Regions from separate parts of the Mus musculus genome. Here all the other regions are linked to region 2. Evidence: chromatin loops called from intact Hi-C (ENCODE). Cell type or tissue: left cerebral cortex. All regions are shown on one strand. Each heading gives the region's core, and the rest is flanking DNA. Links, peaks and the distances in the headings are about the cores only.

Region 1 (3,411 bases), core at 496-2,995, 490 kb before region 2:
GTAATTCAATAATTTATTCCTCTAAAAAAGTGTGTAAAAGTATATAGCTCTCATCCACAAGGTATATATGAATGACATTTAAAATGGAGACCTTTGCCATTGATTCTCTTTTATCAAAGTCTTTAGTGTATTGAACCAGCACTGGGCTGTGGTTCTTAAATGAACGTCACATAGGTTTTGTATTTCTTTCCAATTGTCTGCTAGATATAAAAGAAGCGCACTGCAAAATGCTTGAAGGTAAAAGGAAACAAAAAGAAAAAAAAAAAGAAAAAGAAAATCAGAACTTCCCAAAAATGTACAGCTTTTACATTTTAAAAAAAAGGCTCTTGAGAGATACATACAGGCATGCCGGACCAGCCCTCCCGCCTCCCCTCCCGCCTCCCTTTTCAAACCATGGTAGGAGTTCTGATTTCTGCAGTTTTCTCAAAATAAAAAATAAAAAAAAAATAAAATAAAATAACTTCTCACTCTGTAGCAAATCCAGGGCTTGTACATTTCAGATTAATTCTGTAAAAAACTCACAGGTAAAATAATGCATATTTAGGGGAAATATTATACAGACTTTTGCACACAGAAGTACATAATAAGATTTCTTTAAATCTATTGCCATTCATTTATTTTTTGCACAAAAACGTATAAATATGTCACCAGCTTTTCTTAACTTAAAAAACTTAAATAAAAGACACCAGATGGAAACTACCCTTTGCTGCCTTCTTTTAAAACTTTTTATAGCTTTTTTTTCTGGTTTTTTTTGTGTTTTTTTTTTCCTTTTCACTTTTTCTGCGTAGAGTTGGGTTTCTAGGGAAGAAAAGCCCCTGCAGTAAAAACAGCCCATTTAAAAAAGAGAGAGAGAGAGAGAAATTCAAAGTTCTGGTGAACTCTGAGAGGAAGCAATCCCAAGTGGTAAAGATTACAAATATCTAGTTTACAGCCCGTCCTCCCCGAGGTGACTTTATACAAGTTTACATCTCCGTCATCTTACGCTCTTCAAAAGGCCTTGAGGATTTCCTCGCTGATAAGAAAAAATAGCACTGCGATATTTTAAGTCAATTTTACACTGTACACGTTAGATACAAACGGTTTGATATATCAGATTTTTTAAGCTATACATTGGAAAGCAACCCCCCCAGTTGGTGAGACAGAGAACAGTCACCCATGTACAAGTTATTTCTCTGCTTTCACATCCCCACCACATGTTAATATAATGTTTTAAACGTTAGATTATCTCAAGAAAAATACTTTTACAAAACCATATCAATTATTACATTTTTTTCCTTTTCTTTGTTAATAACCAGGACATGAAAGTCTCTTGGAAGAACTTAGTTTGCATGACTCTCCCACGGGAGCCGGGCTCAGTGCCGGGCCTGTCAGGAGGCTCTGGGAAGCCGGTCTACACCCACCACCCACAGACAGAAACATACGACATAAGGGCTAGAAACAGGGTTTCAAAGTCAACCCTAAGGTCTGGGACAGGGAGTCAAGAATACTTCAATCAGCTGCGAATGCTTTAAAAAGGCTTTTTTTTTTTTTTTTAAAGTCCCACATAGAGGCTCAGCTTCAAGTACTGATGTAACGGTTGAGTTGCACTATTTCTTTGAAACAATATTCCTATGGTCCAGAAAAAATTCACTGTGTTTGTAACTGGTTTCGTGAGCAAACACTTTGGTTGTGATATGTACACGAGTCCCTTTTGATCTAATGAAAGGAGAGACCTGGCTTTCTGTAAGAATTCTCTAGAAAAGGTATTTCCATGTGACTGTATAGAGAAGTGATGAAGGTCCTTGCCTCCAGCTCGGGGCTGAGCCTGACCATCTTCATATAGGGGTGCAACCTACACAGGCTGCAGCCACAGACTGTCTGACCGAGTCTACCACTAGGTGGCCTCCCCGCTTCTTCTCACTCCTTTCTTGGCTTCTAGGACAGAGGTATGTACTCAGAGAATCCTACGGTGGGTCTCAGTGGGCTTCAGCTACTGTACCTGGTCCTCAAGATTAGAAAAAACAAAGTCGCAAAAAAACTTACAACAAAATGAAAAATAAATAAACAGAATGCAGCTGTCCCCAGACCTCCTGTGTCTACACAGGTGTGCCATCAACTAAAACCCTCCTGACAGGCGGGGGAGGCAGAGGCCCCAGCACTAGATCCTGTCCTGGAGCTGGCTCTTAGTTGTGACACATCCCAGGTTATGAAGTATGGGAGACCCCCAGGCATCCACCATTGGCTAGAGGATTGCATTCAGAGGGCTGGACAGCCTGGTACTAAACAGAGGCTGAGAGCAGGCTCTTGTGCAAAAGGACGGTGTCTCTTCTCCTTGCCTCTTCAGCCACCAACAGCCGCCACTTCCCGGGGACTGCAGGCTGCACATATCACACATTGGCTCAAGTCACTGCTTATGGAAATTTCCAGGTCCTCGTGAGACACGTCAAGAAGTCACTGTGGCAATGAACACTGCAGGAGGAGCATGAGCCTGCTCAGAAGGCGTCACAGTGCGGGGTATAGGGAGTGCTCTAAAAAAGGCCGGGCATTTGCAGAGTGGAGCAGGCTCCCTGGCCAAGGCTGCAGGAGGAGCTGAGGCAGAGGGCAAGCGCTTCCCTTCCCGGTTAGAGCATGTTCATGATGGCATTGTACAGCTGCGTGAGCACCACGAAGTGGACGGGAAGGCAGGAAGTGCGGTCCTGGGTGGCTGGATTGCACGTGAGCCAGGATAGGGCGTTGTACTGCTCCAGCACAAACCTGCCAGGGAGAGCACAGAGGTCAGCTTCTGGGCCACAGGCTTGGGGTGTGTGGGGCCCACGTGGCCCACCCTGCGTCCCTGCACACCAGCATGGCCACCTCAGGGCCTCCAGGATCAGGAAGCCACTGAATGAAAACTGTTTCATGTTGGCTAGATGCCAAAATGAGAATATACTGATCATATTGAATTGTTCAGAATGTAATACTTTACTGACACTCGGCTTTCCAAGTTTCTCCATGTTATTCTGATGTGGTCACTGGAAAAAAATCAACAGGGATGGACAGGGCCTTGCTCTCTATGGCAGGTTAGCCTGATACTTTTGACCACAGCCTTAGTTGTCTGCCTGGGTGTGCATGGGTATCCTAGGTGTGCATGGTTGTACTTAACTTGCACAAGACCCTTGCTCTCTGTTCCATCAGAGACCCTGGGGGCCAAGTTGCTAGTGAGGCACCTGTCCATCGCCCATTTCCAAACCACAGTACATCAGAGAGCACCCAGAAAGGCTCAGCTCTCAAGGCACAGGATAGCTTCTGTCTGCTTGTTGTTTTGAAGATCCAGTCTTGGGTCTGGGGCAATATCTCAGCTAGTGACAGAAAGGCTGAGTGTGTGCCCCAGAACCCGTGTAAAGCAGTGAGCAACAGTGCACACTATAATCCAATAGCAGGAGGAGGGAAGGG
Region 2 (3,411 bases), core at 524-3,023:
TTGAAAGTAGGAAAGAGAACCTGAGGAAGAGCAAGGGTTGTCTTTATCTGAAGCCCCCCCCCCCCATTTCCCCTGTCACCTACACACACTAAAAGCAACAGTCCAGGGATCTAAGAAGCTGGGAGGGAGGAAAGAGTGAGAAATGAGAAGTGGTTGTGTCTCACCTCACTGCTTCTGGCTCGTTACCCTCATGTGTAAAGCAGATCACAGTACGGGTTTTATGGAGTGGGCAGGGGGTGGGGCTGTAGGACTTTGGGACATAGGGATGTAGGAGATACCTCTGTTAGTGGCTTTGCAGAAATGTATCTGCTAGATACATTTGGGATGGAGGAAAAGCAGCATGCAGAATCAGAGGCTAGCAAAGATGCTACAGGGATCCGATGATGTCTGCAGCGTTCTCTCCTTCCCCTCCCTCTCCCCCTCCCTCTCTCTTTCTCTCTTCCTGTAAGGACACTGAGCTAGGCTTATCATAGTGCTTCCTCTGAATTCAGCTTCTTCTTCTTCTTCTTCTTCTTCTTTTTCTTCTTCTTCTTCTTCTCCTTCTTCTCCTTCCTATTTTAAAATCACAATGATTTTCCTAGCATGTGTTTATGTATAGGTGTGCCACTGTACACAGAAGATAACTTATTGGGAGTGGTTTCTCTCCTTCCACCATGTGGGTCCCAGGGGTCACAATCGTGTTGTCAGGCTTGGCAGCAAGAGCCTTTACTTATTGAATCGACCCACCCACCCATCGATCATTTCCTTAAAGGCCCTCCCTCCTAAAAAACAATATGGGGCTAAGGTTGCAACTTAGGACTTTGGGGACTCACAACTCAGCCTATGACAAGGACCACAGGACTGTAAGATGCAGCCACTTGTCAGAGCTGGCCTAAAATGCTAAGTTCCCCTTCTAGGACAGTCGAGGACCAGGGGATAGAAAAGGAGGCTGGAGAGAAGGTCCAGTGGTCAAGAGTAGAAGAGGACCCAGTTTCTATTCCTAGTGCCTATGTCAGGTGGCTAAAAACTGTCTGGGACTTAGCTCCAGGGCCTCCAGGGCCTCTAACCTCCGTGGGAACCTGCACTTGTACACACACACACAACTAAAAATAATGAATAATGTCTTTTTTTTTTCTAAAAAAAAAAAAACCTTTTTAGTGTAAACTTTTGCTTAAACAATAGTCCCAATCCCAGGCCAATTTCAGGGCAAACACCTAACCTGCTACTCCTAGGGACCCCACTTCCCATATAGCAGGAGCTGTCTTCCCAGTGGAGGGTACCCCTGGCTAACGCCAGGAAGCCAGTGCAAATCTCCCCTGAATTTGTGTCCATAAAACAGAGATGAGAAGACCTACCTAGGTCAGGAGGGTGGGTGGCAGTTGAATCATAAGCGACCTATTTAGCACCATGTCGCACAGGGCATGCTCACGAGGTGCCCTCCGGAGATACCTGGAGACACCTGGTCTGGATTTCTCACCAGGCAGATGGTTTGTGTGTGACCTTGAACGGAGAAGAACCACAGAGAGTCGGTATCTTCTTCCACCTAGGAGATCAAAGCGATGAACACCTCAGAGAAGGCGTAGTGGGAATGGTCCCTTCGTGCTCCTAATCCCTGTCACTGAAGGATGGCTAAGAAGATCTACCTATGCTTTGTCCTGGCCGGGACCGAGGCTGAGAAGGGGGGCGCCGAGAGACAGTAGCTCATCGCCAGCAGGTTTATTTCCTCCTCTGAGGGCCCTGGTCCCCCCAAAATGCCAGGTCTAGGAAGGAGTCCTGATTTGCTGCTGCCACCAGATAGCTCTCTACCCATAGTCATTGTTTTGGCGGCATCCTGGGGAAGTCTGATCCGCAGTCAACACCAGGCTCACACCAGGGATAGAAAAAAAACCTATGCAACTGGCGCCACCAAGTGGCAAAGTCAGCAACTACCACTGTGCGTGCCGTCAGCCACCAGCACTGAGCCGCGTTGGCTGCAGCCAAATAGCAAGAGCCTTAAGATCATGCCTGACTTGGTCTGTGGTCCCCCGCAAGGCTAAATCAGGTCAGCGAGCTTATTTGTGTCAAATAAATCAGCCGAACCGACGGGTGAGCTGCCTTGACACTATTTGTCTTGGGTTAGCGCTAAGCTCAGACTTCAGGCAAAAAACCTAGGCAGGTTTGGATGCCAGGATGGAGCCCAAGGAGCTTAGTCTGAAGGGCCGTCCAGATTCACACCCACCCGGAAGGTTTGTGTTCAGCACGGGGGAAGGGCGCTGCATAAGCCTATAGGAGCCAGCATAGCTCCAAACAGAGGCTGCTAAGGAACTTTTAGGGACACCCTTACACAGAAGTTCCCGAAACTTTTAAAAATCCACCATGTGACTGAGGCCCTAGCTGATGGGGGTCGGACGGGCGACAGGCACTGCCCCAGGTATACATCTGCCTTTCCCCATGCTACCTCTTCAGAAAGATGTTGGTCCCTGGAGCCTGCCTTGGACCTTTTTTTATTTTGAAATTTCAAAGATTTATTTTTATCGGTATGGTCTTTTGTCTACATGTATGTGGGTTTACCATGTTCATGCCTAGTACATACAGGGTAGAAGAGAGTATTGGAACCCGATCGACTTACAGATGGCTGTGAGTCACCGTGTGGGTGCTGAGAATCAAACCCAGGTCCTCTGGAAGCAGCAAGTCCTCTTAACTGCTGAGCCATCACACCAGTACCATTTTTTTTTTTAAAGTTTTATTAGTTTCTTTGTAAATTTCACATTATGCACCCCAGTCCCACTCGTGTCCCCCTCCTCTCTCATACCCAGCCTATACCCTTTCGACCCACCCCCAGCAGAGAAAAAAACCTCTTCTTAGAAGCTGTAGTGTGTCCCAGTGTCACACAGTGTACCCTCTTGTCCACACGTCTTTGCTTGCAAATGTTCATTGCAAGAATTCATCAGTCTGATAAGAGGCCTCTCTGACTTCCATTACTCTATCAATGCTGATTCCTCACTGGGACGCCTCTCAGATAGCCTGCTGTTGCCCTGTGTCATGGAGATCCTGAAGTTTGGATCTGTAGGACTGGCCCCTTTGTGCACCCCGGCAGTTCATCAATGACGGTAGATGTTGGGGTGAGCCAACTCAAAGCCCTGGATCTGGGCCCTAGAAGTAGCAGAGCTGCTCAGTCAGTCCACTGGCTCTCCTGCTCAGAACCGACTCACCAGCAACCCCTGCAATCCTGGCCAGCTCTACCTTGCTACCCAGGGGAGATGCAGGGCCCAATTTCCTGAGCATTGCAGCTGGTGAGGGACAGGACCAGTTCTCCCACTTTCACGACCCTGGGGCCATAGGTGGCAAGGGGTGAGGGTAGGTGAGGGAGGAGGGCATCTCTCCCTCACCCAAGTTGCCACACCACAAAAAAGTTGCTGGAGCCGGGCACTGGTGGCACACGCCTTTAATCTC
Region 3 (3,411 bases), core at 496-2,995, 58 kb before region 2:
GCATGGACCCAGCCCCAGGGACCCCTGGCTCTAGCCAGTGGCACAAAGGCTGTTAGAGGCAGGGGCGGTACCACCACTAATAATCCACCCCATCTCCCCAGCGCTGACAAGCTTCTCCCCACCGGATCGGAGGCCTGTGAAAACCTGGCTTCGCCTCCGGAGATTTGGGGGTTGAAATCCTGACAGTTTAGACATACAGCCCCTGGGCAATGTCTCCTTTCGGGGGGGTGGGGGCGGCTTATGTCTGTGCCAAGAATTTCTAACAAAGGAGGAAGAGATTAATTAATTTTAAAAACCCATAAAAATGGCTCACGAATCCAACTCGTACGAAACTGTCCATTTTTTCTCCTTGGTAGCGATCAAAACGTCCAGAGTTCCTACACACATATTTTACAGACGCTTCATAAATCCTCCCGCGGCGAGGTTTCCTATAAGTAAGGTCCCCGGGGACATCATTGCGGCTTCTTCTCATGTACTCAAGAGAAAATTGGACGGAACACTTAGGGAAGGCGGCAGAGGGGCGGGGCGGGGGCAGCCGGGACCGAGCTCTGTTGCCAAGGACTGGAATCGGTTTTTCTTGGAAATCTCTGGAATTTCCAAGCGGTCTTTGGCTTCAAGTGCACAAATAATCTCTCTGTGCCGTCTTCTTATTCTTTTCCTTGTACCCAACCGTAAAGGTACATTTTGGGGTGCGGGGGGAGGGGCGGTGCGACGGGGCATTAAATCTGAAAAAGTAGAAATTAAAAGAAAAAAGAAGAAAGAAAGAAAGAAAGAAAGAAAGAAAGAAAGAAAGGAAGGAAGGAAGAAAGAAAGAGAGAGCACCTCTACACCAAATCTCAAGATTTTTATACCAGATTTTTTGTTTTGTTTTGTTTTGAAATTTTACCTGCAGTTTGACAATGCTATTTCATCATGAGCGGGTAAGACGGATCAACTTTAGTGGGAATGACTGTCCCCCAGGGAGCTTGTTAACCTGGAACATTCCCCAAGTCATCACCCCTGAGAGAGGGAGCTTTAGGTATGGGGGGGGGGGGGGTAGGATGGGGGGGGGCAGGTCTCCAGAATCTGCCTTTCTAATAAGCCTTGGGTGACTCTGCTTGAAGCAGCTGCTAGCCAGCACTTTGAGATATAATGAGTTTCTTTTTTTTTTTTTCTCTCCCCCAGACACTCAGCAAATCAGAGATGAGAAAAACCCAGATTTAAAAAAAAAAAAAAAAAAAAAAAAAAAAAAGAGGATTGGGAGGTTCTGGTTTTTCTCTGGGAGGGCTGGGCCTAAGTAGGCATTTCCCTTGGTGCCGTTAACATATGATTCTCTTCACACTCCGCAATTGAGCCAGCAGCCGCCGGGGCCCGTCGACTTTACCACCTCGAGCCAATGCGGCAGACAGCCACCTTTTTACAGAGCAGCGCTGACACCCATCTGCTCAGAGAAATTAACGTTTCCATCTCAAATAACTCATTTGGCTGGATCATCAGGGGTACAAGCCAGCACAGAGAGGGAGGGGAGCAGGCCACCCAAGGGAGGGGGATAGAAAGAAGGGTGAGAGGGAGGGAGGGGGAGGGAGGGGCTTTGCTAGCAGGAAGTTTTGTAGGTAGAGGTGGTGCTCCGGAAGGCGAAGGCGTGGCTATGCCGTGACTGACAGGCACCCCGCGGCTTTCTCCCCCGTGGTGCCTATTGATGCCCTGGCTTGTGTAGTCTCTGAGGACAGATGCTCCTGTCCAAAGAGCTCACGTGAGCACAGATGCATGACCAGATGCAAGGACAGGAGTGAGGGGCTGAGATTGTTCTAGAATGTAAGTTGAGAGATCTTCCTTCCTCCCTTGTTCAAACGGGGATAACAGACAAGTGTCACCATGCCCAAACACTCTTCTTTCCCTCCCTCCTCCTCCTTCTCCCTCCCTCTCTCCTCCCCTCTCTCCCTCCCTCCCTTTCTTCCTTCTTTCCTTCCTTCTTTCCTTCCTTCCTTCCTTCCTTCCTTCCTTCCTTCTGTCTTTAAGAAAGAGTTTCTGTACTGAGGATGTACCTCAATTGGTTGAATGCTAGATGCACTGGGTTTGATCCTCAGCGCTACATAAATAGGGCATGATGGTGCACTTCTATAACCCCAGTACTCTGGACATGAAGGAAAAAGGATCAAATATGCAAGGCCATCTTCAGCTATATAAAGAGTTTAGGGCCAGCCTGGGCTACTTAAGCATATCTGGAAAAAAAAAAAAAGAAGAGGTAAAATAAAACAATGAATAAAACTAAGACCACCATCCCCAACATACACTCTATATGGGCCCCTGAGTTACCAGGGACAGACCAATGTCAACACACCGCTGGCAGCCAGACCCCAAAATTCACAGAACATTTCAGAATTGGAATAGTTACAGCTTACACACACACACACACACACACACACACACACACACGGTGGGAAAACAAGGAGTGGGGACCCACAGGGGCCCCTTCGCCCAGCTTTTCCTCATGATAATGACATATGTAAGCACCATCCAGTCCCCAAAGCCAAGAGTCCGCTGCATTGCTTACAGAGAGCTAAATAACAAGTCTTATTTGATCCCTGTTTTCTCACTAATGCCTTTTTTTTTTCCTGGAGGACAGCAGTTTTTTTTTGGCGGGGGGGGGGGAGGGGGGGATACTGCATGCACATGCTCCTATGGGTGTGTGGAGGCCAGAGGCCGACATTGGGTGTCTTCAACAATTGCTCTCCATATGATATTTTGAGGCAGGGTCTCTCACTAAACCCGGGAGCGCTACACTCCAGATAGACTGGCTAGCCAGCAAGCCCCTGTCTCTGCCTCTGTCTCCCCTGAGCTGGGATTACAGGCACACATCACCATGCTTGGCTTTGAAATGGATTCTGGGGACCAGGCTCAGATCCTCACACTGGCCCAACAGATGTTCATCTCCCCAGCCAAGAACACAGGAGCTGTCAAGGTTTGCGTGGAAACTCCAGCTCTGCCTCTGTGGGGCTTTGGATGAAAATGGCCCCCAGGGGCTCACAGGGAGTGGTGCTCTTAGTAGGAGTGACCTTTGTTGAGGGAAGTGTGTCACTGGGGATGGGCTTTGGGGGTTCAGAAGCCCAAGCCAGGTCCAGTGTCACTTTCTCTTCCTGCTGCCTGCCGATCCTGACTTAGAACTCTCAGCTACCTCTCCAGCACCATGCCTGCCTGCATACCGCCATGCTTCCTGCCATGATGATAATGGACTAAATAACCCCCTGAACTGTAAACCAGCCCCGATCAAATGCCTTCCTTTCTAAGGCTTGCCGCGGTCACAGCCGCAGAAACCCTCACTAAGACAACTTCACTTCAGCTACATTGGCGATCACCTCTCTCAACTCCCAGTCTTTGTCAGACAAGAGCTAATAGCATGGACCTAATAATAACCAACTGCATCCAGAGTGC

What was found. Peaks named below come from ENCODE experiments on the same cell type or tissue, not always from the same donor. Only the 100,000 strongest peaks of a DNase experiment are listed, where the experiment ranks them.
Region 1: a loop joins it to region 2, with 4 times the contacts of the local background. A loop is called at or near these places in 16 of 42 quality-filtered maps.
Region 3: it touches region 2 in a loop (2.3-fold over the local background); 18 of 42 quality-filtered maps call a loop at or near these places.

What each region holds. Positions count from the first base shown.
Region 1 is chr5:118,762,023-118,765,433 of GRCm38, reverse strand. It overlaps Med13l (mediator complex subunit 13-like), which reads right to left. Exons shown (of 31, transcript NM_172424.4): 31 at 1-2,733. The coding sequence ends at 2,601. Among named protein-coding and RNA genes, the nearest start is that of Gm42015, 80 kb to the left of the region's middle. In left cerebral cortex, for the core only: a CTCF peak has its summit at 1,880 (motif pointing right); DNase peaks (open chromatin) are centred at 1,364, 1,885 and 2,426; H3K27ac peaks cover 835 bases.
Region 2 is chr5:118,267,679-118,271,089 of GRCm38, reverse strand. No RefSeq gene overlaps it. Among named protein-coding and RNA genes, the nearest start is that of Gm25076, 2.9 kb to the right of the region's middle. In left cerebral cortex, for the core only: a CTCF peak has its summit at 1,898 (motif pointing left); a DNase peak (open chromatin) is centred at 1,882; H3K4me3 peaks cover 241 bases.
Region 3 is chr5:118,325,220-118,328,630 of GRCm38, reverse strand. No RefSeq gene overlaps it. Among named protein-coding and RNA genes, the nearest start is that of Gm46942, 33 kb to the left of the region's middle. In left cerebral cortex, for the core only: no CTCF peak of the experiment used is centred there; DNase peaks (open chromatin) are centred at 1,351 and 1,604; H3K4me3 peaks cover 485 bases.